Regions from separate parts of the Homo sapiens genome. Here regions 1 and 2 are each linked to region 3. A link is a loop called in an ENCODE intact Hi-C map of the cell type or tissue named here. Cell type or tissue: OCI-LY7. All regions are shown on one strand.

Region 1 (8,000 bases), 800 kb before region 3:
ACTTTCTGTCTCGTTGATCTGTCTAATGTTGACAGTGGGGTGTTAAAGTCTCCCATTATTAATGTGTGGGAGTCTAAGTCTCTTTGTAGGTCACTCAGGACTTGCTTTCTGAATCTGGGTGCTCCTGTATTGGGTGCATATATATTTAGGATAGTTAGCTCTTCTTGTTGAATTGATCCCTTTACCATTATGTAATGGCCTTCTTTGTCTCTTTTGATCTTTGTTGGTTTAAAGTTTGTTTTATCAGAGACTAGGATTGCAACCTCTACCCCACGGAGTCTCGCTAATTGCTAGCACAGCAGTCTGAGATCAAACTGCAAGGGGTCAGCGAGGCTGGGGGAGGGGCGCCCGCCATTGCCCAGGCTTGCTTAGGTAAACAAAGCAGCCGGGAAGTTCGAACTGGGTGGAGCCCACCACAGCTCAAGGAGGCCTGCCTGCCTCTGTAGGCTCCACCTCTGGGGGCAGGGCACAGACAAACAAAAAGACAGCAGTAACCTCTGTAGACTTAAATGTCCCTGTCTGACAGCTTTGAAGAGAGCAGTGGTTCTCCCAGCACACAGCTGGAGATCTGAGAACGGGCAGACTGCCTCCTCAAATGGGTCCCTGACCCCCTGACCCCCGAGCAGCCTAACTGGGAGGCACCCCCCAGCAGGGGCACACTGACACCTCACACGACAGGGTGTTCCAACAGACCTGCAGCTGAGGGTCCTGTCTGTTAGAAGGAAAACTAACAAACAGAAAGGACATCCACACCAAAACCCCATCTGTACATCACCATCATCAAAGACCAAAAGTAGATAAAACCACAAAGATGGGGAAAAAACAGAACAGAAAAACTGGAAACTCTAAAAAGCAGAGCGCCTCTCCTCCTCCAAAGGAACACAGTTCCTCACCAGCAACGGAACAAAGCTGGATGGAGAATGACTTTGATGAGCTGAGAGAAGAGGGCTTCAGACGATCAAATTATTCTGAGCTACGGGAGGACATTCAAACCAAAGGCAAAGAAGTTGAAAACTTTGAAAAAAATTTAGAAGAATGTATAACTAGAATAACCAATACAGAGAAGTGCTTAAAGGAGCTGATGGAGCTGAAAACCAAGGCTCGAGAACTACGTGAAGAATACAGAAGCCTCAGGAGCCGATGCGATCAACTGGAAGAAAGGGTATCAGCAATGGAAGATGAAATGAATGAAATGAAGCGAGAAGGGAAGTTTAGAGAAAGAAGAATAAAAAGAAATGAGCAAAGCCTCCAAGAAATATGGGACTATGTGAAAAGACCAAATCTACGTCTGATTGGTATACCTGAAAGTGATGGGGAGAATGGAACCAAGTTGGAAAACACTCTGCAGGATATTATCCAGGAGAACTTCCCCAATCTAGCAAGGCAGGCCAACATTAAGTTTCAGAAAATACAGAGAACGCCACAAAGATACTCCTCGAGAAGAGCAACTCCAAGACACATAATTGTCAGATTCACCAAAGTTGAAATGAAGGAAAAAATATTAAGGGCAGCCAGAGAGAAAGGTCGGGTTACCCTCAAAGGGAAGCCCATCAGACTAACAGCGGATCTCTCGGCAGAAACCCTACAAGCCAGAAGAGAGTGGGGGCCAATATTCAACATTCTTAAAGAAAAGAATTTTCAACCCAGAATTTCATATCCAGCCAAACTAAGCTTCATAAGCGAAGGAGAAATAAAATACTTTACAGACAAGCAAATGCTGAGAGATTTTGTCACCACCAGGCCTGCCCTAAAAGAGCTCCTGAAGGAAGCACTAAACATGGAAAGGAACAACCGGTACCAGCCGCTGCAAAATCATGCCAAAATGTAAAGACCATCAAGACTAGGAAGAAACTGCATCAACTAACGAGCAAAATAACCAGGTAACAACATAATGACAGGATCAAATTCACACATAACAATATTAACTTTAAATGTAAATGGACTAAATGCTCCAATTAAAAGACACAGACTGGCAAATTGGATAAAGAGTCAAGACCCATCAGTGTGTTGTATTCAGGAAACCCATCTCACGTGCAGAGACACACATAGGCTCAAAATAAAAGGATGGAGGAAGATCTACCAAGCAAATGGAAAACAAAAAAAGGCAGGGGTTGCAATCCTAGGAGCCATTTTAAGCCACAAAAGAAGGAAAATTATCATAGAAACCAGTTAAGGTTGTCAAGAGGTACTGCCTCTCTTCCTCTTGGGAACGATGTTTTCCCTACTTCTTTGCCTTCATTTTTTTCTCTTTTTCTTTTAGTCCTACTCTAGGAGCTATATTGCTCATCTCCAAATTTCTCTGCTGCCTACAGAGCTGCTTGCTTCTCCGCTGTGGTTAGGGTTTGACTTAGGAGCAGCATAACATCCTGTCATGTCAAATACCTGAGTTAAATTTTGGAAGCTTCTATATACCTATCAGGGTCGTTAGAAATTGGTCTAAGTCTCCCTTTATTTGCCTAAGGTCCTGTAATAAGAAGGAAACTTGAGAGGGCCCCAAATAAGGGGGATCCTCAGATTGTTGCCCTGGCAGATGCTTCTCTAACTTTGGAGAATCATTCTCTGTAGGCCTGCCTGATAGGACTACTGAAACAGCTAGGTTGATTTTGTAATGCTTGCCAAAGTCTGGGTTGTCTCTCAGACCTTGGCAAGCAACACTGGGTTGTGTAAAAAAAAGTGCAAACAACAACAACAACAACAACAACAAAACCTGTACAGAAGTCACCTTGGGCCATTTGCCTTCCTGTCTGCAAAAAAGATCTAATTGTTGGATAATATTAAAATTAAGGCTCCTTTCCACAGGCCAAGCTGGTTCAAGAGGATAAGAAGACCATGCCCTTGTCCGAAAGAAAATGAGCCGCTTTTTCTCTAAAGTTTCAGGGTGAAAGGAGTTGCAGTGCTTCAGAATGCACTCCAGGGGAGTGTAGGCTGAAGATGATACCCAGCTAGAAACAGAAGTGAGAAAAATTCATCTCGTTAGTCTCCTTCCTTTTGGTGTGACCTGGGATGGAGAGGAAGACAGTGGGGGCATCCCCCCTGCTGTTTTCTCCCCATGGTTCCTGGGTCCTGGCACCTTGTTGAACATGTGACTCATGGTGGCAGGTGTGACCCCCCCCAGCCATGGAACCAGAGGAACTAAGCCATTGGGGTTAGTCGCGCTCACCCAACTGGCTCTAGTTCTCTGCCTGTGATTTCTCTGACTTCCTAGACTTTTGTGACCTGCCTGGCTCCCTGAAAAATGGATCTCAAGAAAAGCTACATAATAGTTGGTCAAGGCCCCTTTAATGAAGGGGGTGTGCTAGATTGAACTCTATATCCTGCTATTATGGCCTGTGCTGAAGTGTTTACTCTTAGAGAATGGTTCCGGTTAACTTCTGAACTTAAAATCTCCTTTCTAATTAAGTGCCACTCTAAATAGAAGCAGAATAAGTGCCTTAAAAGAATGTAGCAACCAAATGACCATTTTCCTTCTGATGGGACAGTATTGAGACTAAAATTTGGCTTTGGAGGGAATTTTACCCCTAATCGTTGAAGGCCGAATTTTCCCATTTACAGAAGCAGCACGAAGCCTGGTTTTTAGTAGAGAGGCGCAAAAAGGGAAGAGAATTGGGAAGCAAGGGTGTTTCAGTAAAGGACTGACAATGTGCCTCATGGAGAGGATCTCTATTCCACTAGGTGGTGCTGTTGACCTTGAAACACCATGTGCTCTCCAGACCAAGGGTGGAGAGAGACCTGGAAATGCCACGTGCTTTCCAGACCAAGGGCAAAGAGAGATGCTCAGTGTCCAGGCGGCAGGGTGGGGGTTGGGGACGGTCTCTGTCCTTAGAAAATCACAAAGATGCCTTCCCCTGAGGTATATTTCCAGTTACTATTACATTCTTTGATCTTGCCAAACAAGATTACTTCCCTGAACTATAGAACTTCCCACACATTGCATACACAGAGAGGATAAGAGGTACGACGATTGCGGACAGAAAAGGAAGAAATTATGATAGGAAAGTGGGAGATCCTGTTGTTGACACCCCATTGGGGCGGTCAGAGGCTGGGGTGAGTCCAGAAGTCTTTGGATAACACTGGCGGGACCCCTGGCCAGAAATCCTCAGTTGCCACAGGACTTCTTCCAGTCCCACGTGACGGCTAAGTCCTTCATGAAAAGAAGCTGGTTTAAACATAGCCAATATGCCCAGCAACCCTTGGGTATTGGAGAATTCTCCATGTTCTTCCGAGCAAGCCTGTTCCCGAATCTTGTAAGGCTGGCATTCATGCTAATCATTTTTAAATGGCTGAAGGGATTCCAGTAATTGGTTTTATTTGGTTCTAAAATGAAGGCCAAAAGCCTCAGAATAAAAGGACAGAGTTGGAGTCCTCTCCTCTACTCTCATCATTTTGATGAATGTTATACATTGGTATCCCAGACGAGCCCCCATTTTGAAGTGGCTATGTTGTCTGGGGTGTGTATACACTGGGGTTTGTTGTCACGTGCCAGGAAAATTTAGGATATGGACACACATGAGGAGTTTAGGAGCAGAGGTTTAATGGGTAGGAGAGAAGACAAAGAGAAACAGCTTCCTCTATAGAGGAAGGGGTCTCCAAGCGGAAAAGACCAGCTGGTGGTGAATCCATCGAGTTTTATAGTCCAGTTTGAGGAAGTGGTGTCTGATTTACATAGAGCTCATAGATTGGTTTGATCAGATATGACGTTTGCATGGTGCGCAGGGAAGCCTAATCTTTTTATGCAACTGGGCTTTCCAGTTGATTAGCGCCATCTTGTCTGCTCCTTTACAGTACACCTGGCTGGCAAAGAAGGGAAGATGGAACCACCATCTTGAACATACCTAATCCTTAGTTCCTGCCAGCATCCACCTGTGCAAACTTCCAGCTTGCAGGGTGCTTTTTGTTAGAAAATGATTTGGGGCTGCTTTTCATTAAAAATAAAAGCCTTACTGAGGACTCCCATACCCTTGCTCTCTGCCTAAGTGATTTTTTCTTAACTCTTATATCAGTGATTTATTCTTTAAATGTAGGGGTGTGTGGCTTAACATTTGTCTAGTATGCCCTTTGGTCCTGTTTTTAATTTGATATCTTATTGCCCCAAAAAGTCTGTTCTTTCAGCCATACAATCTCTATTTTTAACATGAATGCTGGTCAGTTGTGTCTAAACTCAAAAAGGGAGAAGGTATAATGAGATATGTCTGACCTGCTGTCCTGTCACGGCTGGGAACTCAGTGTTAAGGTTTTTTTGGAGTTTCCTTGGCCACAGGGCGTCCCTTCAGTCAGTGGGGGGCTTAGTATTTTACGTTTATAGGCATTAGAAGTTCATTACAATTTTAGCTGGTTTGTCTTTACCTTCATCTGCGGTGGATTTCTTCTTGTCCTACAGCTCTTCCAAAGCTAAAAACCCCCAAAGTTTTTCTCTCCTCAGATGAGCTTATCATGATTAAAATTTACCTCATTTAGATATCTTTGTGCCTTGGGCTTTGTGATTTTAAAAACTAAAACAAAACAAAACTAGAATCTTATTGCTTATCCAGCTTGTTCTCATTATTAGGATAGTAGCAACAGTCTTTTTGTGGCTTTCTACATCTTAATTGGTAGTAGAGTGACCCCACTGGAATTTTCCTGGGAAACTAGTGTTAAGCTAATTAATAATTTTGGCAAAAATTGATAACTCAAAGTATCCAAACTTACCATCCTGAAACATACTCTAACTCTCCACTTAAATGTTTATATAGTTTGACCTGGGTCCTAGTTTTAGCCATTGATCCTAATAATTTTTTCTTAAAGAGTAGTTAAAGATAAGAATGTTTGAATATAGCAGCATTTTTGTTATGTGTAAAACTGAAAAAGCCTAAATGTGTAATAATATGAATGATTTAATACATTACAATTCTTTCCTGTGTTGAATTTTTTTAGTGAAGAAAAATCACATTTTTGACGCCTGTATAACAACATGGAAAAAGTTCAGGTTTTATTTTTTCAAAACATACTTATTGAGAATTTGTTAAATTTCAAATATCATAGCAAGGGCTAACTATGCCTAGATAAATAAAATATACAATGTTTCTGTCTGGATTGAGTTTATAATCTGGTGGAAGAGATAAAGAAGCAAACAAATATAAAATCATAAACCTTGATGTAATACCAAGTAAATGAAAGGGATGATATTTCTAATATCAATCTGTTAGAAACATAAAACCAAATTAATTAGAAAGATGCGGTCATATAACAAGTGGAAAGAAAAACAGTTCAGGCAGTGGGAACAGCATGTGAAGACCCTAGAAAGAGCTAGAGCTGCATATATGGTTTTTGGATTAATGGAAGGTTGCAGGACTAAAAAAAACACATTCAGCAAATAGGGGAGTCAGGACGTAGAAGACTGAATAGAAGTCAGAGATCTGTCCATTCACTGCTTTGCAAGGCTTCAAAGGCAAGGGGTTTAGATTTGTTTCGTAGTGAAAGTGTTTCTCATGTAAGTGTTTGAACTGATTTTAAACACAATCTGGTTTATGTTGTTGCAAAAATAAAAAGTCTTTTGAGTGGAGAATTGATGAAAGAGAGGCATAAGTAAGAAGACTAGACAAGAGGCTACCTGGTAGTCCAGGTGAGAAAGAAAAGTGGCATAAATAGATTGCAGTTTCTTTCATAAACGGCGTCAATATCTGAGACATGTTTTGGAAGTAGAATGGCTAGGATTTTCTAATAATTTGGATGGGGGCATGAAAAGAGAAGTCAGGGTTGATTTCCAGGTTTGTGGCTTAAGGAGAAAATAGGTGGAAAGTGATACTAATTTCTGAGATAAGGGAGATGAAGAGATAGAAAGTGTAGGAAATGGGATGCTTTAAATCAAGTCCTTTGTTTTAGATATGTTGATCTTCATATCCATGTGGGGCTGCCAGCCAGGAAGTTGGATTTGAAGCTGATGGGGAGGTTTAAGCTGAGGCTAATTTAGGAAGCTGTCAGCACATATTTTTAAGTGAGAAAAAGCAAAGCATAATAAAGTATGTATTTTGTGATCTCAATTATAGTGAAGCATATGCAACTATATGCAAAATACAATGTTATTGGCAGTTGTCTATGGGGGTGGAATTATGATTGGATTTCCTTCTTTCTTTGTGACCTTCAATATTTACTGAATATATAAACAAATATTACTTTAAAGGTAATTTATTAGAAGTATTCAGGAGTACAATATAGTCTCTGAGACTCTAGGAATAGCTACTGCTTCCTTCTTTCTTATGATTTCCTTGACCCTCTCTGCATATTGATTTCTCTCCTCCACTCAAAACATTGGGTTTCAATAAGAAAAAAAGCCATCTAAAATACTGTAATAGTCTTTTATTATTTGGTGGTTAGTGTTATAGAAGAGAAACTGAAGTCTTTGTACTTTCTTTTCAATCTACAAACATATATAATAATTCTTGGTATTTGGCTATTATTTTTTCTGTTATTGTTGAATATTTTCAATATGCATTTTCAGAATTTAAAATTTTTTTTACCAATAAATTATTTTCTATTTTTTTTAGAAGTACTAAACTTCATGCCAAAGGATTTATCTATTGAGTATATATGTACACCTCCCACCAACACACACATTGGTCTTCTTTTTGAGCTTCCTTTAATGTCTTTCATCTTTTCTTTAGTTATTTCATTGCCTTTCCTTTTTTTGTGTCTTTTGTATAAGACTTGCCTTTTTGGGAGGTTCCAAGATGACTGAATAGGAACAGCTCCTGTCTACAGCTCCCAGCATGAGTGACACAGAAGATGGGTGATTTTTGCATTTCCAACTGAGGTACCGGGCTCATCTCATTGGGGCTTGTCGGACAGTGGGTGCAGCCCACAGAGCATGAGCTGAAGCAGGGTGGGGAATCACCTCAACTGGGAAGCACAAGGGGTTGAGGAATTCCCTTTCCTAGCCAAGGGAAGCCGTGACAGGCAGTACCTGGAAAATTGGGACACTCCCACCCTAATACTGTGTTTTTCCAACAGTCTTAGCAAATGGCACA
Region 2 (8,000 bases), 700 kb before region 3:
AAAGTCTTAGGTGCTCACAAGTTGACCAGTAACTGTCAGGAAAATAAATAACGTGCCGATATCTGACAGTATAAGAAGAAAGAAAGGAAATTAAGTTTTTATTAAAAGAGATAACAGAAATGTTATCAGTCAGGCAGTTTCCTATTGCCTGCTGGGTCTAGTAATGAGGATTCCCAGTTCTGTAAAGGATAAGCTGTCAGAAAAGGCCTATGGATGCACAGTAAGAGTTTCATCGAAGCTTCATTCCACTGCAGATCTTACTCTTATGAAACATTTATTTAAAATACTCTAAACAATTAATATGAAAATTTAAAAAATTATATATACTTTGCTTAACTTGGGGCCTTCAGCTAGATTTTTCTGCTTTAAGTCCTAGAGCATGATGAATTAGAAACATGTATTCAAAAGGAAAAATATTTCATATAACAAATTTATACACAAAAGAATGAAGCTAAAAGTTCTGGCTGAGATTAATGTTTATTACAAGAAATTCAAAGTACTATTTCCCTGATTTCTTCTCATTAGGACTTATGTATCCATTTATTATGATATTGAGCAACTCAAAAAGAGAAAAACACATCAAAAAATTGAAAGTTATATTAAAGTTAAAAAAAAAAAGAAAAAAACCCTGACAATCTCTCCTATAAGATCAGTTCACGTTGCCTGTCAAAGTTTGCTAAACAATCAACTTGTTGAATTAGGCAATGTTTTCACCCCATATGATACCCACACCTCAAAAAGCTTTTATTTATTTTATTTTTATTTATTTATTATTTTTTTTGAGACTGAGTTTTGCTCCTGTTGCCCAGGTGTAGTGGCGTGACCTCATCTCACTGTAACCGCTGCCTCCTGGATTCAAGAGATTCTCCTGTCTCAGCCTCCTCAGTAGCTGGGATTACTGGCATGTGCCACTACGCCCAGCCAATTTTTTGTGTTTTTAGTAGAGACAGGGTTTCATTATGTTGGCCAGGCTGGTCTCGAACTCCTGACCTCAGGTCATCCACCTGCCTCAGCCTCCCAAAGTGCAGATTACAGGCGTGAGCCACTACACCCGGCCTCAAAACCCTTTTAAATGTTAAAAATTATGAATGGTCCAAATAATTGAGTATGGAACAAAAGAGAAGATGAAAGAGAGGCTTGATTCAAATGAGTTATACATCTTTATTAGCACAAATTAAAGTTCTTCATATGTACCAACTTCCTCCAGAACACTAAATTGGGAACAACAAACAAGTCCCAGAGAGCGTCTTTTCACACTTCCTAATCTTGGTTTGAACAGTTCCTGGGTTGCATTGAAAATTGATTTTGTTTTCTAAGTAGGTTTTCAAATTCAGATATTCTGAACAGTGGTTGACTGATTGCATGATTCATGGTGGCAAACCCTTCAGTGCTGGTGAAGTGGGAAGATCCGCAGATGTCAGGGCAGTCGGGGTACAAGTGTGGATACTCCAATTTTTAATTTAATGGGTTATTTTGGTGTGGAAATGGCTGAAGCTTGAGTGAGGAATGAGAGAAAATAATTATCTGAGGCATGAGAGCTGAGTAGAGTTGTTCTTGATTTTAAAGTTATTTTTGCAGAACCAAAAAACACACTACATATTCTTTTAAAAATTATTTCTAATTTCTGAATTTATTTTAAAAATTTTCAGAAAGGAATGCAACTTAAATAGCATTTGTATTGCCCTAAAAATCTTTGGGGGAACAAAAAATGATATAAATAAGCAAGTTTAGTTACTACTACATGTGTATTCTTTATTGACATATAGTACTTAAAATCCAGACTGTCCCAGAACATCTGCAGACCATTTTATACATTCCACAGGAAACCTTTGGGCACGAATTATTAAAATTTCTGAAGAAGGAGGTGAAATACAGAAAACTAAGATATTTAAATATGTCTCAAACAGGCCTTTGGTTAAAATGGCTCCATAATTTCACACTTAAACATATCACCTCTTTCTTTTCCAAAGACAGAGCAATGGCAGATAAAATCAATTAAGAGTAATTGAGCTCAAAAAAAACTATATAAACATCTACATGCACTAGAAGTGCAACAAAAACACAGACCAGTAATAAGCTGAAACTCAGAGCTTTCTGGTTCTTGGGGAGGTTGGCTAAAATCTTGGCTATTGAAAAGTTAACAGGGACTAGAAATGCCTAATCTAAGCTGGGAGGCACAATCCAGTCTTATTAATTGAAGCCAGGGACTCTCTTCAAACCCACCATGAAATGAGGCCAAAGAAAAGAGCTACTGACAACCAAGAAAATCAACAATGAGACCATCAATTTATTCCAAATAAAATTAATTTTAGAAAGCACTTTGACAGTCTTTAAAGTGAGGATACTTATGATGCTCATTTCATCTGTTTTCAAAGTGGAAAAGAAATTATAAAATAAGATGTGGAGAAATGAGGCATGAAAAATGTGAGCTATGTGAAAAAGCTTATTAGGAACCGTGAAAATAAAAAAAAAGAACTTAAAAAATCTTCTTAAGTTACAAAAAGGCTGAAATAAGCACAATTAGAGAATTAGTAAATTTTAAGAACTGGTGAATTCCCTCAAAAATGTATCATGAAGAGATGTAAAACAAAGAGCAGTTGAGAGCCAGAGGCACCGCCTTGCAAGTTCTCTGCATCATAGAAAAGTCGGGAACTACCGCCCCCAGAATCCCCTTTCCTCCATGATTTCAGGTTAATATTCACTGGTGAATGGCATTCACATGAAAATGTGGGGTGGAAGGGATGGGTAGGCATTATTCTCCTGAGACATTTGCACCCAGACATACGGACAGACATGAGATTCACATCAGCTTTCCCGGGAGCTCTTGAGGACCACCTGCTTCAGAACTTCAGGCTGAGATTATCAGGGGTGGCTCTTTTGATCTTCACCTCCCCAGTTCTTCACATGTAAGCCCCTAATGGTTATATTAAAACCACTTATACCCAGAGTGCAGAGAGAGCTTCTGTGTTCCTGAGCAAATACTGAATACATGCAGTTTGCATATGATAGTTATTTTATTATTTATTTTATTATATCCTCTCTTAGCCTTTTAAAAGATGAGAAAAAAAAGGCATACAGAATTAGCTGCTCCACATCACAATAAATAATCAGGGATTGATCCCTCAAGCCTATGCTGATCCTGATTAAATAGGAGTGTGTTGGGAAGAATGCTGAAGCTGTATGGGCACAGTGAGAACCAAGGTCATAATCTCCTGGCAATATTACTGACAATGCGTGGGTACAGGGCAGGGAGTGGTCATAAATGTATTTGTCAGTTGCATACTAAAATATCAAGGGAATAATAAAATGACAGCCCTGTTTTGGCCCTCTGTGACCCAGGTCTGTACACTAGAAAGTTACACTTGCATTGGGCAATTGTTTGGCCCTCTGCACAAATCAGGATCAAAACATAGTCTCTCATATGTTAAACATTATAAATTAACTACATCATGTTTCTTCTTTCACATTTTTAGACGTCTCCTAATCATTTTACTGCCCATTTAATACCTATAAACAGTAATCTTTCTAAAGGTTTTTATATTAACATATTCCTTTCTGGGCTTACTCAGACAAAACACCGGCTTTACTAAAAGCCCTTGGTCACTCAGTAAAATGTTATCATTCATCCCATGGTGCTGTGTAACCTTGCAGAGAAGCCTGCCTCATACATAAGATCAATAATAATTGTGATGTACCCTGTATGGGCAAGATTTGGTACTTCCTTTATGAAAGACTGAAAGACAGAAAAAAGAATAGTGTTACTGTTACTGGGCACATTTATTCTCGTTTTACAAGCACTATGCAATTTAATTTGGATTCAACTTCCCTATTCTATAATCTGCACTTCTTTCCGAATGCCAATAGGAAGGAAATGGCAAATCAGAAGAGTCTAGTAAGTGCGCATTTTAAACATAAGGCAGGAATTTTAGATCTACCATGTGTCAGATCTTTGTTCTTGGTTCATCAGGCCACAATTCATGCCAAATCATTTATCTTATTTTTATTTCAAGACTACAATTGATACACTATGAAGTGTAGCAGTTAGAGAAAATGATTAATAGGTCTCTTTAGCTGTTGATAAATGGTTGAGAACATAAAAATGGAACAAAAGAAACAACAACTATAGATTATAGAAATAGTGATCCTGATGTAGAATTGAAGTCTTTCATCTATTTCTGGGAAAGAGGGCAATAATCTAATGAGAATATTTCTCTATTTTCCCACTCTGAACTCCTTATTTACAAGTAGACATATTCTTAATTTGCTTTTTGATAATGTAAATCAGTACTATATTTTAGACTATGTTTTAGAAACTTTAAAAACTTCTTTCTATACGTGTCTAATTTGAGGCTGCCGGGTGATTTGGTTCAGCTAGGATGTGAGTTTTACTCAGTTCTCATTTCAAAAGCAGAACGTTCGGGCCACTATTTGTCAGGTGATTATGCTCTGCTTATGTTCATTCAGGTGGTCACTGAATTGCCTGCAATCTGCACCATTAATCAAGTTGCCTACTTGGTTGTTAAGGGAACTGAAAACCCCCGCTCAGCTATTTTTTCCAATCTGGTGTTTTTCATGGTTTCACCACTTTATCATGTTAGTTACTGAATTTCCCTATTTTGCATTCACTTGTTCACTCACATTAGAAAAATACATCAGTGTATGTATTTTAGTCTGCATAGAAATCTGGCAATGCCTTTTAAGTCGACCCTGATAAAAAGAATACTAAGAAAATTTTCATAGCAAGAGATGTAGCTGGTCTCCAAAAGATAGATTTAATTTACTAGCATGGGAAATAATAACAGAATCATTTTCTATTTACCAATCAAAACTATGTCCATGTATTTCCACTGTCATTATCTACTTTATATTTAGTGGAAATACTTAAGCAAATATTAATAATCAGTATAATATTCCTGAGGACTCTGACTCTGTCTTTAGAGATGAAATTAAGGAGAGAGCTGAGCAATTACCAAATGGGTTTTATCCACAAAGACAAGTCCTAGAAAAGCCTTGCTAAAGCGATGCCTTGCCCTCAATTTAAAAAATCTTTTCTGTAATCCATTTCACCCTGTTTTAAAAAATATTAATTAACTAATCCAACAAATATTTAATGGGCACTGATTTTGCTATAGGCTTTGGGGTATTTAAAAGATGAGAATACCCTCAGGAAGTTCTAGAAATGGGGAGTCCCCATAAGTTCGATCTCATACCCTCTCTTTAACCCCTGTCCACTTAATAAGTTTCAATATGGTGCCCCAGTATATCAGATGAAAAGAATTATAGCATTGAAAGTGTAATAACTATGTGAAAAATGGATGAAATAAGCTATATTAATTATGAAACACATTCATGATGTCTTCAACTAAGTCTAAAAAATGTGTACATTTTTCAAGATAGAAAAATAAATTCACAGTTTATGACTACAAGCTTTAGGAGAGATGGGTCACTATGCCATCCAATATGTATGTATTGTATCACATCCTAAGCTGTTTCTCCCTGTATATTCTAGTGAAGCAGAGAAGCTAAACAGCCATGACAAGTACAAGGACAGGTTATCACATGTGCACATAGGAAGGGCAACTAGCCAGCAACACGTCTATCAGAGATTCTTTATTTCAGCAGGAATGTCCTCTGAATTATCACCTGTTTTTCCTAATAAAGAGACTAGGTCCCTAGAAGGTGACAGTGGCAAGAGATAAACTGTAGGTGTTCATTTACTGAATGTTTTCTCATTATACGTTTGTTTATTGGACATACATTCAGTAATCTCTCAGGTGCCAGGTTTTGCATCAGCATCTGTGATGTTACTATGTCTTCTAGAAAGAAAATAAAAATCCCAGAAAGAGCTTCAGATTCATTATCTTGTCCTCTACCCAGTGAGCTATCCAAAGTTTTGTAACTTTTGTTTAAAAAAGCCTTATGTCTGCTGGGAGTGAGTTTTCCAAATTTTCTGTGGGGAAAACCTTCCCATTATGAAAATTATTCTTCAAAGAAATTAAACTAGTTCTTTCTGTCTTGCAAGCCATTGTTAAAGAAATAAAGAAAACTCTAAGCCTAAGGCAAGCCCTAGATAACACCTAAAAATAGAGATTTTTTTGGCAAAAATAGAGATGTTTTTGGCATATTTAGAAGAAATTACAGAGAATATACTTCTTTGATCACCTTTCTTTGTTTCTACAGTGTTGGAAACTTGTAGAAACAAAAACCTACTTGAAAAACAAAACCTGTAAATGAGTTATTTCACTTAAAGGAAATGCAATTTTACCTAAAAGGAGTCTTTTTTTTTCCTTTCAGTGTAAGGCAAGAGTAATTTAATTTAGGAGGCTGTTAACCTCCAATGTAACAGATACATAAATCATATTAAAACCACCTTGGAATTTGTAGTGAGCAATGAAATAGATCCCAAGACCAATAAAAGAACTCAGCTAAGTGACTTATCTAAAATGTACACCAGGTAGCAAAGAAGAGGATTCAGGTTTAATTTAAAAGCAAATATCCAGTTTCCTTTTCCTATTTTTCTATATTTTCCTCTTCACTAAGATATAGTTTCAAAGTAATATTCTTGTTCTTTTTCATTATGCTTTCTTTCCTTTTATTTTTTCTTTCTCTTTTTCAGGCTGAGTTTGATGTAAGTTTGGAAGCTACTAAAAAGGGCTTAGGTCCATTTAAAAATTAAAACCAACTCTGCTTCTCAATTGTTTGATTAAAAATTTTGCCTGATTTAAGTTCACAAAATACTAATAGTATTTTTTGTATGATTATATTATACCAATTGTGTCATCTCAAATTAAAATTTTAAAATGCTATTTTAACATTTCATATAAAAGGAAATAAATTTAAGATTTGGAAACTTGACCAGAATACATGTAATACACATAATAAGAAATTATTCCTTGCAAGTCAAGGTGACATTCTGCCCCTAAAAAATTTTAAATAATTTACTTCATGTGAAAATAATGTAAAGAGTATACATTCCATAAGATACAGAGTAATCAAATACTGCATAACTTTGGTATCTCTCTTTCTCTCTTGATTTTTGCTATGTATCACTAGTAACGATATGTTTGTCAATGGAGCAAAATAAGTTTTAGGAATGATAGTACTAAATTAACATAGCCACTGGACATCTGCTTTTTATAATCTTGATGTCCTACATTATTAAGTTATCAATCTCTGAAATACAGTACTGTTGTCTGTTGCTAACAAAAAGAATATTGTACCAGAAAAGGGAGCATTAAACTATCCCAATAATTGGCATTTCAATAGCCAAAAAAATGCCTCTTGAATTTGCTTCTTACAGGTCTGAACATACTATAGTCTGGCATGAATTGACCCAGGAGTATCCTTGCAGTGTTGAGGTCTCTTCTGTTTACAAAATCTAAAACTGTAGAAAAAGAGCCAACTGGCTTGAAGGGGCAGCCATTGCTTCTATAGCTATGTCTTTGTGTCTTTATTCAGTCTTAATGCCTTTACAGAAAATAGTCCAATTTGGGACCTACAACTACAATAGTCCAATATGGGGCCTACAACTAGTTCCTGACCTCAGTCAAAGCAAATAAAATGTGTTTATTTACCAAAAAGACTTTTACTACTTGTATAAAATGCCCCCTTTGGGAAATAGGTACTGGGTAGATTGTTGAAAGTGAAGATGAATTAGTTTACTTTGGGACAGAATGTAGAGAATAAGATATGATGGCATATATTAGCCTTGGTAAAATCCCAGAGGAAAAGGACACAAAGAAGGGAGTGAAGCAGGAAGGCAGGGAAAGCAATAACAGGGATGGAACTATTATCTACCTGGCCACCCTGATAATAGTTACAGCTGATCACTGGAACATAACGGAGGTTCTGAGAGGCCACAAAACTATTGTGCCTCATGACAGTCTGTCTGTGGGAAAAGAGGAAAAGAACGTACATGTTGGTTTATTTTCATTCACTATTTATCGCTATATCCATATACTTCTCAATTTGTCACGAACTGCTGTAGTGTAGCTAGCATC
Region 3 (8,000 bases):
TTCGTTTATTTGGGTTTACAGCTTTTGAATATTGAATGAAAGAATTTAAACGTGTGGAACAAAAGTCTTTGTGTTTTGGCCAAAGTATACTTAAACTATATTTAGAAGGAAATGTGTCTGTATATTTCTCTTTTATTAAAACACTGCATAGGGACCGTTCCTTAGCCAAACATCCTTGTTTTATTTTAGAAATACTACAAAATTTATTTGCATTACTTAAACATATGCAATACATTTTGGGAAATCTTGAAAAGATGGAAAAGTCTTATTAAGTGATGGGGGGCAACCATAGTTGCTTTGTTTTGTTTTAATGTACCCAGTATATTCGGCTTTCGGGAAAAAATGCAAATCCTGGAAGTCATTCCAAACAGTTGGAAACTCTTCCTCTTAAAGTAAATCCAAGGGCTCAAAAAATAAATATTCAAGAGCATTAATTTGTTTCTAGATGTGTGCGTGCAAGTAAAACAGCAGTCATAATGTGGAAATTTCAGTCACATTTTGCAACTAATTGGAAGCAGATTAGAATTCTGCCTCAGGGGAACGTTGTCAAACTAGAAGCTGGAGCAAATGAAGAAAGAGGTGAAGGCGTCGTGAAGAGCTGACAGATTTACAGCGCTCAGGGCCATAAACGGGTCCCTGGCGGGAAGAAGGGCGCGTTCCCGGCTGCACGCCCCCGCCGCCCCGTCGGGAACGCGCAGCCCCGGGCCCGAGGTGCCAGCGGCCACGCCCCCAGGAGCCCAGGGCCCTCCATCTGCTCCCATAGCGAAAACAATAAAGGGACCTGCTGAAGAAACCAGTGCGACTGATAAGATAGAAAACCTGCACACTGATAAACTGGAGGATGCAAAAGTCAAAGGGAGAGAAGGCTTCTTTATTTTAAGAATGGGGGAAGGGGAGAGCAAAAGAAAGCAGATTGTGGAGGATAATACAGCAATGGAGTAATGTTTGGAAACAGCTGCTCCCTTTCTACTTCAGTGTCTGGCATCTGCTGCGGCATCATGGGAAAGGCTGGTGAAAGATTTGGGCAGGGAATGTAAATGGAGACAATTGACCAAATGGAGTTGGATGCGGAGAGGCTCAACTGCTCTGTTTTAACATCATGTTGCTCCCTTTTGGGGGCAGAAACAAACAATATTACTTAACTCAAATTACACCTTTAGAGAAGTTTAAAAATTTGGGAATACGAATCGCTTTTCAATTACTGAAGATGTCAAACGATACAAGGGGATAAAATCTAGCTGCAGCCTCCACTTCTCAAAATGTTGAGCTCATCTTCCACACAACTTCACAGAAAAGCTAAAAGGAAGTAGTTTCCTCTGTGTTTCACTTATTTTGAAAAAAAAAAAACATGTTTAATCACCACTGCTTACTTCTTAACTGGCTCAAGGGATAGTTTCTATTTGTTGTGCCTATTTTCCCCTTCGTTGCAAAGATTCAGCTCTAATTTCATTTCCATCACAAAAGAATTGGCAAATAACTAAAGCACGGGAACACATAACTAAAGTGCGGCTGTGCTAGTCATAAGCCTATAATAAAGCACAGATTTGATAGCATTATCCATGTACTGTGGTGAACCACACACAAATAAACAGTTCTCCATGAAGAATGAAAACCCAAGGCTTCAACCCTTCCAGTTCAAACATTTTTGTTGTTTTTAACATGAGCCATCCATAAAATCAGCCAAGGAAGTGACAGGAAATCCAGAAGTAAACTGGTCTGGCTATGCACGCTTTGGAAAAAAAAGTTAGAAGATGCTTTCCAACTCATCCTGATGATGTGTGAGGTGAATAATGGATAAAACTGTAAAATCTAGGTACAAAAACAAAAGGTACTTTTATGCCAGCTGAATCCAAACACATGATGAGTGTAGTTTAAAAAAAAAAAAGTACATTTCCTCCAGCATGGGGAAAATTTTCTAACCTAACTAGGAACAACTTAGACACAACCTTTGAACCTTCAGTGACTAATGCGAAGGACAAAAAGGTATACCAAAAGCGGCCAGAGGGCCAGATGTGCTTTTCCTAAGAAACTAAACCAGGAGTTTTCTTTAATCAAAAGGACAAACAGTGACTTCCAGGAGTTTATGAAAGTGTGACCAATTGGAACTTTGTCGTCTGTTGCTAATTGAGGCATATAAAAGAGTCCACTTCTTAAAACATACTACTAACACTTTTTTTAAAAATTCTCTGCCACATGACAAAAACCAGAATCGAGTTGACTGGTAGAAGATCAGTGCAACCAAAGACCAAGCTATTATTTCAAACTGTCAGGGGAAGGCAGTAAAATTGCTACCAGGTCTCCTTAAGTTACCCTTCAATGAAAAGAAGCCATCAGGGAAATAAGAGGAAAAGAAAACACATCAAAACCTTAAAAGTCCCTTTAAGTAAAATTATACGTCTGTGGCACCATGCCATCTGCTCTCTGGTTAGCATAATAAGCCAATTCCACAACCTAAATATCTGCTTTCTGAAATCATTATGTACAACACAAAATATAATCAATATATTTTTACTTGCTTTTTAAACTGTAAAAGCTACATTCATGTGGCATTATTGGAATATGCCTAAATGTCCCTGCAGACACATTTTTCTTAAGGTGCTAGCTGACAATGAGGATTCCCAGGAGGCAGAAAGCTCAGTAGTTGGGTTGGAATAGTCACAGTGAATGATATTCAAACTAGGTCGGGGGGTGGAAATGAGAAAGAAGAGTAAGTGGCTTTGAAAAATCCACAGAAGTATTTGTTCATCATTTCAAACCTATTTGTTCTAACCGAAACACCTTTTCCTTTGAGTTCTTTATTACAGTTACAATATATACCTTTAAGTTTTCATTTAGTTTCACTGGGGGGAAAAGCCTTCTGAATACCAGATGGGATCCCTGTGGTTCAAGGCCCACAGACCTAGCAAAATATAAGTATTTGCTTTGTGATCATTTCAGTTCTTAAGGCAAAACCCATCATCTTTTCTACTACATTCCCAAAGGTATTTCCAAGAAAAATTTAGCAAATATGCAAAATTCAGCTTTAGGAGCAAAGTCTCACTTTGGATATGCAAGAGGTTGCATATCCTTTGAGCTCTCAAAATAACATTACAAACAGCCCAACTGCTGGTCAATCAACTATGAATAGTTTAACAACCTTTCATTCAGTTGCAAAGGCTTTGTTCCCATTGCCAAAACCTTGAGCTTAAATTAAAAAGAACTTGTGACAGGGAGCAAGTAGTCACTAGTGAAACTGCAGTTGGGAGAAAGAATTAGACACAGAGGGAGAGGTCCATATATTCTGCAACAGAGTGGAACGTAAAACCAACAGTGAACATTTTTTAAAGAATAAAACCCATACTAACTAAATACTCCCAATCCAACATCTGTATATGCAGTTACAACATTTATATACACACACCTATGACATACCAGTTACAGGGCACCAATATCATACACATATTACTTACTCTCTAATGACAGTCTAAGTCATCACTGAGGCAGGGAGCTCACCTGTTCTCCATCCCTTTAATCTTCAATGACTACATTAGGAGAGTATTATGATCATTTATCAACAAGAATCCTAGCGAAGAAGGGTTATTTTCCCTAAGATGTTGCTAACAAGGATAGCCCAGTATTTCCTTAGTTCTGACTTCCATATAACACAGGAATGTAATACAAGTAATTTAGGAATAAAGTGTTTTGTATTCAAGCAAAACCCTTGATGTTCAGATTGCTGGCAAGTTCAGAGTGCTGGCAATCAAAACTATGTTGTGCTGCAGTAATTACTATGAAAAACTTCCAGTGCTTAATATTAAAGAATAGAATAACATGATCCTGCCACCTCTTCTACACCTCTAGAGTGTGTTCAATGTGGCAATTATCTTCCTTCAAGAAGCAGAGAGTTTAAACTGCATTGAAACTCAATTATACTCATGACTTTTGAAAACATACACTCCAAGTCAGGTTTCATCACATTCAAATCACTGCACAATATCTTATGAAACAGATTTTATCCCCCTCCCACAAGACATCTTCAAGCATAAAAATGACTTATTTTCAGCTCTGTACCCACTTTTCACTTTATTAAAGTAGAGGGATGGCTGAGCAATGCTGAAAGACAAAGAAGGATCTCAACTGATAAAAACAATTCAACGTGCAGCTCTCCCACACGTCATTACCCAGGCAGCCTAGAGCTGCCACCACGTTAAAAAACCAGATCACACACTTGTTAACAAAAAACACATTACTTTGCTACTTTTAAGAATGCAAAGAACTAGGAGTAGTAGATTTATGATTTAAGTGCTTGTGGCTAAAATAGCTTTCCAATTATCAAGGGCCTCTTAGGAAGAGCAAGAATGCATTATGTGTTAATGACCACAACCAGGGGTCCCTTTCTCGACTCTTTTGTCAGAACCCAAGCAGATCCTCCCCGCAGCTTCACCATTAACATGTCTGTTTCCTGTCAGGCCACTCAGAGATAATGTCATTTATCTCAGGGAGGCACAAGCCCAGTCATTAGCTTCAATAAAAGACCTCAAACAAAGGCCGGATAATGTTTTACCCAGGGCTCTAACTAAACCCAGAACCAAGATTCTTAGTGTCTAAAAGTCAAGGACTCAAAAGTTACCCTTCCTTAAAAGGATATTTTCCTCATTATCAACAATCCTAGATTACAGCTCTGAACAAGAGCAAGGTCTATGTATAGTAAACACCAGTCCACAGCAATATCACACACAATTAGATTAACTGATAAACGCTGACCAGAGTTGGCGTGAGAGCCTTTTCCCCTCCTTGCCTCCAGGGGGAAAATTGACAGAATAATTCAAGTACTGACTAAATAGTCAGATCTTTGGAAAAGCTGACCGCTCATTGTGATTGCCTGCAGGAACTGTATAACCATTATAAAGTGTTCAATGGCTGGGCTTCTGGAAATCTTTTAAATAAAAGTGGAACTGGTTAAAATAAATGCAGGAACATGTGTTTTCACAGTGTTGCTCATATTACTGCAATTTCAAGTTTCTATGAAGTACCAGGTGAACTTTTTTAAATTAAAAAAGAATACACGCGCACACACAGACACCGTCGAAACTGGAGCAAATCGCAGCCATTCAATCCCTCTTTTTCACGCTGAAAACGAAGAACAGATGGTACTTTCCATGTTGTTCGAATCTGGTTATTGAACACCTCTGTGGTTAGGGAGATTTCTGCTTAGCACTTTCGGCATACATTTCATTTACTAACTATAAAATGCTGCTTAGGAAAAATAAGTCTTTATAACAGTCTAATTAAAACCATCTTGCAGCCAAGCAATTTCACTTGAAGAGCATTCTTAACCTCACGACATTTGGACTATCAATCCCTCCCCCCACCGTTTTTTACAGACTATTTGCAAAGTTATTAAAAGTTGCAAAACATTATTTATCTCCTATAGGACAATCTTGATCAGTTATGCATATTCCTTCTCTCTCCAGCAAAGCAAACGGATTTCACACACCAAAGTCAGAATTCAGTGATGGGTCTGATTACACAAATACCTAAGTTCCATGTGTTCTTGGGGAAAGGGCAGCCCCCTCCCTCAAAAAGCCCTGTCACCCTGTGAGGAGGCCTATAGAAAAGTAAGGAGCTGGATCAATGCTGATTTGGACGCCACCCTTAGTTACCAACGTCTTTAACAGCTAAACCTCTTATGTAGCTTTCAAAACAGTTTGCTGTCCGACAACAATGGACTCTGTTCTTTAATTATAGCAAGTGACCCCTCTGCCCTTTTATTTCACAGTAGATACACTACACTCTAGGCAGAATTCATATGGGACACTATATTTGAAAAAAAAAAAAAGCATAATGTCCACAAAACTCATTAATCAAAATATGTTCTTAAACTGCTCACACTCACTTAGAAAATGTGCCAGAATTCCCTGGTGAAGTATAAAAAGGACTCTACAAAAGAATAAAATAAAATGAATGATATCCTTTATGGACAGGTCCATTTGTAGACACCACCTTTATGACCAGGGCCATCTTAATGAAAGCAATATGATATTACAGAAATAATTCTCTTCCCTGAATAGGTATTGAGACACAACTATATGACCTCTTGTGCCTTTCACTTCTGTTTAAGTATCAGCCACTTTTAGGATTTTTGAGTTTTTGTATATATTTTTGAATTTTCCAGAAATCAAATAAACCCATCAACTTTACATATAAACTGTTTATTTATAAAGCCCAGCTGAATGCCTCCCTATCTGATAAGTCAAAACTGTAAGATGGCTAGGAGGATACATAAAGAAGAGCTTCAATACAAGGCTATTATGCTTCACAAGAAAGGAGGGGAAGGTGGAGAGGCAGGTTTTAACAACCAAAAGCCAACCCATCAAATCTACTTATTCAGACATGTCACTGGTGGCTTAACCACAAAATGGGCTACAGAAATATAGCTCAAACATCTTAGAATTATGGCATGTTTTGATTTTGTTCACGTATTAAGGGAGTGGCGACTTTTACAACATACTTGTGGTTTCCACATAAAGGAGTAGAACACTCATTGATTTAATTAGGTTTCATAAGGTCCAATTTATCATGTTTTACATGACTTTGTGTAGTGAAGAAACAGAATAAACAGACCAAAAATAGACATTTAAGCATGCATGCTATGAAAATTAACCGGTGACAGCAAGTCTTATGAATCTCCTGTGAACCTTCCAACCAGAAAAAAAAAAAAAAAAAAAAAAAAATGCACACACACATACACTCCCCCCTTTGGTTTTCACATGTGGCCCCTCACGAGCCACATCTGATTGCTGAAAATTAATAATCTTCACTCTCCAGGCACTTACTCTTCACAAACTCAGATAATCAAGCCAGGCTGAAGGAAATTAAAACACTGTATAAAATGTCAAAAAACCTCAGTGTTGAAATATTTTTTCAGGTGAAGCTTCTGGTCCTACTAAATCTTTACTTTCTAAATAGGTATTCTCACATCAGTAGGAAGCATTTTCTAAATTGATGCCTAATTTGATGCAACCACTAGTTAGTGGAATTAGAGTTACTTTCCTGGGTGGCATTCATGCAAGGGAGTGCCATTTCTGTGTGCCAAGGATGAAAGCATTCTTAAGAGAAGTCATTCTCAGGGTGAAGTGGGGGTGGGGAGGAAAGCCTTAAGGAATAATGTTTGAGATCCTGAGCCAACGCCCAACTTGACAGAGAATGGCCAACACTACAGGATCCAAGCCCCTGGATCCAAGCCTTTGAGGGGCCCCTGTGCCAACTCCAGTGGCTAAGATTGGTGGCACAGCTTCCTCTGGTATAGGATCAGAAGTGAATCTAAATTGCAGTGTGCTTTCTTCCCTCCCCCACCCCAGATCCACCATGACTTGTTTGCTCTTCATTTATGTAATTCATATTTATCACATTTATACTGCTCTAACTGAAGATGAGTTGCATGTATATGAATAATTTAATTCTTCCATTCTTCACCCAGTTTCCTCTGTGACTGGAAAGTGAAAAGAACACACAAAAACTGGAGAAACGACACCACGCTCTAATCTCAGTTGCCATGACAGCAGCCTTTTAGATACTGAAATGTTCCGATTGCCAGCTAAACAAAATTGTTGAATGTGAACATTTGGCTGGAAGATTAAAAGGCTAAGGGGAATGCAAAAGGGCAGTACCTCCCACATTCCAAGCAGCCAGTGAATCCAATCAAATGGCTCTGACTCCTTAACCACAGCCATTGTGAGCACTGGATTAGGGCAATTCATCTAGATAGTTAAAGCAGATTAGAACTGCAATTTGAAGACTATTGGCAACAAAAGTAAATGCCCTACTGTACTAAGTAATAAGAAGATTTCAGAACACCTTTTAGCGGAAATAATGTGAAACTACACATTTAAATATAAGACTCAAAACCCGGAATTTTCAAAAATTCATTTATATTCATTAATGTACCTGACCAAGAGGATATGAATTTATAAGCGTTTGGAGGCATTTTGCAAATTTGGCATTATCTACACCTTAATGTG

Evidence for each region. Peaks named below come from ENCODE experiments on the same cell type or tissue, not always from the same donor. Only the 100,000 strongest peaks of a DNase experiment are listed, where the experiment ranks them.
Region 1: it touches region 3 in a loop (5-fold over the local background); 10 of 110 quality-filtered maps call a loop at or near these places.
Region 2: a loop joins it to region 3, with 4 times the contacts of the local background. A loop is called at or near these places in 2 of 110 quality-filtered maps.

What each region holds. Positions count from the first base shown.
Region 1 is chr5:123,933,705-123,941,704 of GRCh38, forward strand. No RefSeq gene overlaps it. Among named protein-coding and RNA genes, the nearest start is that of CSNK1G3, 430 kb to the left of the region's middle. In OCI-LY7, a CTCF peak has its summit at 3,675 (motif pointing right); a DNase peak (open chromatin) is centred at 3,697.
Region 2 is chr5:124,030,653-124,038,652 of GRCh38, forward strand. No RefSeq gene overlaps it. Among named protein-coding and RNA genes, the nearest start is that of LINC01170, 400 kb to the right of the region's middle. RefSeq lists an enhancer at 4,637-4,686. In OCI-LY7, no CTCF peak of the experiment used is centred here; a DNase peak (open chromatin) is centred at 4,479; H3K4me3 peaks cover 2,164 bases; H3K27ac peaks cover 3,695 bases.
Region 3 is chr5:124,734,707-124,742,706 of GRCh38, forward strand. The region is part of intron 2 of ZNF608 (zinc finger protein 608); the gene reads right to left. Among named protein-coding and RNA genes, the nearest start is that of ZNF608, 7.9 kb to the right of the region's middle. RefSeq lists enhancers at 2,724-3,333, 3,942-4,549, 7,447-8,000. In OCI-LY7, CTCF peaks have their summits at 4,800 (motif pointing right) and 6,910; DNase peaks (open chromatin) are centred at 685, 6,355, 6,655, 7,275 and 3 weaker places; H3K4me3 peaks cover 7,941 bases; H3K27ac peaks cover 7,768 bases.